Regions from separate parts of the Homo sapiens genome. Here region 2 is linked to region 1. A link is an interaction called in ENCODE POLR2A ChIA-PET data of the cell type or tissue named here. Cell type or tissue: A673. All regions are shown on one strand. Links, peaks and the distances in the headings refer to the core of each region. The heading gives the core; the rest is flanking DNA.

Region 1 (2,919 bases), core at 198-2,697:
GCTTACTGTTTTCTCCAACATAGTATAGGGATTTTCTGCAACTATAACTTGTATTTTGTTTAACTTTTAGTAATTAAAATATATATTATAGTATACAAGGCAGACTTGTTCTTTAGGTTCTATTCATGGGCATTGAAAAAAATGGATCTATATCCATCTGACATTTTAATATTTACTAGATGAATTGTCTTGGTTCTTACCCATGAGGGGGAAAGAATGGAGAGAAATTAGAGATAGAGATTATATATATATATATATACATTCTCTTTGTATATATACAGACAGAGACAGACAGAGACAGAGGCTATAGGCTTAAGTGTTTTGGTTTAAGTGGCATAGTCCACTGATTGGATTTTCCACTGACTGACCCAGCCTGACCCTGTCCTTTGTCACATCACTATTATGGGCTGGAAAGGTCACTGCACTAGGATGTTTGAGTCTAACTTGGCCTCATATAAGGTGAGCACACTTAGAGAAATCAGTTAACTTCCTTGTCTCTTAGTTTTCCCAAGTTATTAATACAATAAATGAAACTAGATCTACTCAAGTTTTAATGGCTCTCCTCATATTTTTGAAAGTGAATTAGAATACACCCGGCCAGCTATGGGAGAAGTGGCATTTTTTGAAGGGAGGAACTGATAAAATATAGGCTGTCACTATTGGAGGGAGCCCTGGGGCTCATCTCATCCAACTCCCTTCTGGCAGGCTTGAGTGGTTTCTCCTGGCTAGCCAGCTCTCAGCAGACCTGGGCACTCTCTCTCTGGCTGTGACAACTTTCCAGTACCAAGAAGTAAAAGCACATGCCAAGGGGTATTCTGAGAAGCCAGAAATGAAAAGAGTAACTCAGATCATTTTTTCCATCTTAAAAAACAAAAGTTCTACCACATTCTGGCTTCTGTAACAATAGTCTCTTGCCACGAACCTGGGCAGTCTTATATAATGCATTACTATCACAAAACACAAGGTCTTTAAAACTCAATGAGCTGCAGTTTCTGTAATAATCCTTGTCTATCGATAATCAGCCTCATTAAAAACTTGACAAAATGAAATAATGAGTGCCAACTTCTTTCCGCTTTCTGGACACACCAAAGTGTAAAATTCAAATAGATTTTTGTCTGTAAGACGGTTACCACAAGATAATTTTATTGAATTCTACCTAAAAATAAAAATAGGGTGAGTCCTAACCACTCTTTTAAACTATATTTAACTGGAATTCCCTACAAGATTTTTAAAACTGTATTTTTAAACTATATAATCCAAAAGGTTTTGTGGGGGAAGTTAGTAAAAACACAAATTGATGTCCATTTCCTCCCATTTTCCATGTGCTTCCTTTGGTTAAATAAATATTCTAAAAGCATAAAATGCCTCATGTGTTGTGAAAACCTCTGAAAGGCCTCCATATGGTTTCTACTCAATTTCTCACTGGCAGATTTATAGTGGTGGCTGATGGGTGGATAAATCCTGCCTCAACCCAAAACTACTTGCCAGACTTGAATTTGATTGAAAAATGAAACATAACAAAAGCAAATGTATAACAAATATTTTCAGTCAGCAAACATGAGTTTCAACCCGGTTAACACCAGTGACCAATGCATTGGACCAGTTTGTCTCAAACATGCCCACAAGAAATGACCTGGGCGGAATGGCCATTTTGCATGCCAGGTTTTTCTCAAGTACCGTATTGCACCATAGGAACATTTGACCCCCTACTATTGCCATGAATAAACACCAGAAACTTAAGTGGAAAAAAATGCAGTGACCTGTCAAAAAAACTCAGCTTAATTTTTGGCAATTCACTGCATATCCTGGTTTGAATGAGTCCAGTTGGCACATTATATTGACAGTACTGCTGCCCCGAGAGGGTTTTATGGTCAGGGAGTGATTCACAGGACCACACAGCACCTCTGAAGATGGGATTGTTGTGATCTTAGGTGTCATCAAATATAGATCTGAACTTTAATAACAGAAATCTGTACCAAAATACATCAATGGAAATATCACATACGACATCCCTTAAAAGCAAACTCTATTGGCCGTGTGCGGTAGCTCACTCTTGCAATCCCAGCACTGTGGGAGGCCAAGGCAGGAAAATCACCTGAGGTCAGGAGTTCAAGACCAGCCTGGCCAACATGGCAAAACCCCGTCTCTACGAAAAAGTACAAAAAAATTAGCCGGGCATGGTGCTGTGTGCTTGTAATCGCAGCTACTCATGAGGCTGAGGCAGGAGAATCGCTTGAACCCAGGAGGTAGAGGTTGCAGTGAGCCGAAATTTCGCCACTACACTCCAGCCTGGGAGACAGAGCAGCAGGGCTCCGTCTCCAAAAAACAACCAAAAAAGCAAAGCTCTATTTAGCAAAGTCGGCTTGGTATGCTTTAGGTTTATAGGTTTACAAGAAATTGAAGGTGATGTTTATTTAGGCATGTAGCTGAGAAAATCTCGAAATACTGGAATTCATGAAATGTAGACATTTAGTCATACCATAGGCATCTTCTTAGTCCTTTGGAAATGTTTTGTCTTTATCACATATAAAAATGAACCTAGAGAACTGAAAATCATTTTTTTTTCCTCGATGGACAGAATAGGGGCTTCATCCTGGTTCATGTATTAATTCTTTCATTTCAGAAGCATTTATTGAAAACTTCCTTAAAACCAAAAGTTGTGACAGGTCTGGGAACACAAATATTTACTGTGCAGAAGTTAATTACAGCCTTCTAGTAAGAGAGGGAGAGACAGAGAGAGAGGGAGGCAGGGCATGGGATGGGGGAATTGAGTGATGGATTGAGAGGGGAATACCTTGCCGTTACACACAGAGGGGAAAATCTACACCCTGGGACATATCACTGTTGCTGCTACTTTATTTTAACAAGTGGTGGTAAATAATAGAGAAAAATATAAGTAATCTAAATTCAAATTCATTC
Region 2 (2,919 bases), core at 98-2,597, 800 kb before region 1:
GCATGGTGGCATGCACCTGTCCAGCTACTCAGGAAGCTGAGGTGGGAGGATTGCTTGTGCCGAGGAGTTCACGATGGCAGTGAGTGATGTTTGTGCCACTGCACTTCAGCCTGGGCAACAGAGTGAGACCCTGTCTCTAAATAAAAAAAAAAAGGTGGCAGGACAGTTTCCCCTCTAATTTACTACAAAATTCCAAACCTTTACCAGCTGAGAGACAATTACTACTACCTCAGGGTAGGAATTTGCATTTGCAAAGCCCCACACATGCGGTTTCCTGGGATCCCCAGAGGGACCCAGGAGGAAACAAGGGCACATGCTGTCATCTCACTTTCAAAAAATGAGAAAACTTGGTTGAGTGAGATATTCAGAGTCACAGGGCCAGTGAGTGTGCGGGAGAGCAATAAGCTCCGCCCTCTGGAGGGTCTCTACCCACAAGTGTTGCAGGTCAGTGTCTTGTTTTGGACCAGATTAAATGGGTTAAATTTGGGAGCACTTGGTAAAATGAGGAGAGACCCAACTTTTTTCCCTTGAAATCTGGTGACTGGTTCAGTAACAGGGAAGGGAAGAAGGAAGGAAGGAAGGAAGGAAGGAAGGAAGGAAGGAAGGAAGGAAGGAAGGAAGGAAGGAAAATGATATGCGAATAATCAGCCCACTGTCTCTGTCTGGTTCTCTGTGGTCAGTTTGTAGTAGGGTCTAGTTTGGTGTGGGTCACACCTTGGCAGGTCGGGAGACCTGTGCCCTGGGGGTGATCACAGATCAGTACATCTGGGAGTGAGGACTGCTCTCTGTACTATTTGTGTTTGTTGGGGCCAGCACGAAGAGGTTCATGAGATCCCATGGTGCTTTCTGCTTTGTCCCCACCGTTTTCATCCAGGTAAAATCAGATCCATGTGGGGAATGGAGGGGAAGGAGAATCGTAAAAGGCCAAGTGAAGTCTGAGGGCCAGAGGACGCAGGGGAAGGGAGTCTATAGACCCACACGTCTGCTTGTTTATTATAAAGTCATCCACGACATGCCTCTGACATGCCAGGCCTCGTACACAATCCCAGGATGCAGTGTGAGGCATGGCAAAGCCCTCCACTCCCCAGGACAGTCCTTAAGTCTTGAAGACAGACATGCAGGTAGACACATCTAAGGTGGGAAATTAAGAGTAGCATTTCCCTTGGATGGTGAGGAGCTTTGTGGGCTGGTTCAGAGCACAGTTTCCACGACCAGCTGGCTGGGAAGGCTGGTCTCTCCCCAGCTGTCTCCCTCAGCGGGGGATTCAAGGAAGGAGGCCAACTGTGGCTCTAAGCCAAAAATGGAGTGCCCGTTTTCTCAGAATCAGGCGTCAGCACTGGCAAAACTTCCCCAATGGTGACCAAAATTGCTCCCCTGGACGCATGTATTTTCTGCTTTTCTCTGTTTCAGGTAAGAAAGACTCAGAAAAGGGAGAGAAGACGGAGCCTGTCATGACACAGAGCCTCAGCAGAGGCTTGTCTCCAGCGTCAGGCACTGATGACATTCGCTGAGCCACAGCCCATGCCTGGAAGGTTTCCGACGTTCATATAGACCACAGACCTTCTCCAGAAGTCACCACCAACAGGGGCTACAAGATCACTGGCAAAGAAATATATCAGAGTGCCATTCTAACAAAATAGATTCTTAAAAAAACACGCTGTGACAGAGGCAGAGTAATTGTAAGAAGGGCATTGCAGGAATAATTTTATTGCCTCTGTACTGCTCCCCCCCCAAGAAAACCCCACATGTCTGTGAATATCTTTGCAACTTCCTATATAATTCTAGTAATTCTAATATAAGTATTTAATAGACAGTGCAGGTCATTGGAAATCTTCAAATTCCAGTTAATTTGGATACTGTACTAAACATGATTACTGTCCATGTGGCTTAGGCTTCAAGGGAGAAAACTAAATAATGGGATGTCATTTGATATGGTCTGGTTGTGTCCCCACCCAAATCTCATCTTGAATTGTAGCTCCCATAATTCCCACATGTCATGGGAGGACTCAGTGGGAGGTAATTGAATCATGGGGGTGGGTCTTTCCCAGGCTGTTCTTGTGATAGTGAATAAATCTCACGAGATCTGATGGTTTTATAAACGGGAGTTCCCCTGCACAAGCTCTCTTGCCTGCCACCATGTAAAACGTGACTTTGCTCCTCTTTTGCCTTGTGCCATGAGTATGAGGCCTCCCCAGCCATGTGGAGCTGTGAGTCCATTAAATCTCTTTCCTTTGTAAATTACCCAGTCTTGGGTATGTTTTTATTAGCAGCATGAGAACAGACTAATACATTGTGTATATAAAGAATATCAAACGTGTGATAAGAATGCATTTGATTAGTTGAAGAGAGAGCTCCTGGTGTTGGTTCAGTGAACAGTGCTGCTGACCTGCAGCCTCGGGGGGCTCAGGGAGAGAACAGGCCTTTCTGCCTCTGTGTGTCCCACAGACCTCAGCACCTACCCCATGCCCAGCCTGGACCCTGCAACTCAGTCAGGACCCTGCTTATCAATCCTGGGCACTTGCTAGGTTTTCTCTTCAGCTGCATGCAGTGCACAGTTAATTACTAAGATGAGAAAATGCCCCTTTCCACGGAAATTATGGAAATGCTATCAGACGTTAAGGATTAATGAGTATGAACAGGTGTGAGATTAGATGCAGCTGAAAAGAACTCGGCATGGTGGCTGGCTGCTTGTTACAGTCATTGTTAAAGCTGCCAAAACAAAACAAGAAATTCTATTGCTCAGGTGATTTTTCTTAAAAACATTTTTTTTCTTCATTTTCACTAAGCACTCTCGTTTTCTTGCCCATGTAGCTAATAATCCCATTGATGAGGGACTTTGCCTCAGAGGATCAGTTTCGTCACTGGTAGCTTCACAGAGAGTTGAATGACACACACAGGTCTCAGCCTTGTCAATCTAGA

The links. ChIA-PET counts read pairs that join two places held together with the same protein. Peaks named below come from ENCODE experiments on the same cell type or tissue, not always from the same donor. Only the 100,000 strongest peaks of a DNase experiment are listed, where the experiment ranks them.
Region 2: POLR2A ChIA-PET joins it to region 1 with 8 read pairs; 2 of 35 experiments call an interaction of 5 or more read pairs at or near these places.

What each region holds. Positions count from the first base shown.
Region 1 is chr10:36,669,418-36,672,336 of GRCh38, forward strand. No RefSeq gene overlaps it. Among named protein-coding and RNA genes, the nearest start is that of ANKRD30A, 450 kb to the right of the region's middle. In A673, for the core only: no CTCF peak of the experiment used is centred there; no DNase peak of the experiment used is centred there; H3K27ac peaks cover 1,436 bases.
Region 2 is chr10:35,871,609-35,874,527 of GRCh38, forward strand. No RefSeq gene overlaps it. Among named protein-coding and RNA genes, the nearest start is that of LINC02630, 26 kb to the right of the region's middle. In A673, for the core only: no CTCF peak of the experiment used is centred there; a DNase peak (open chromatin) is centred at 1,253; H3K27ac peaks cover 1,161 bases.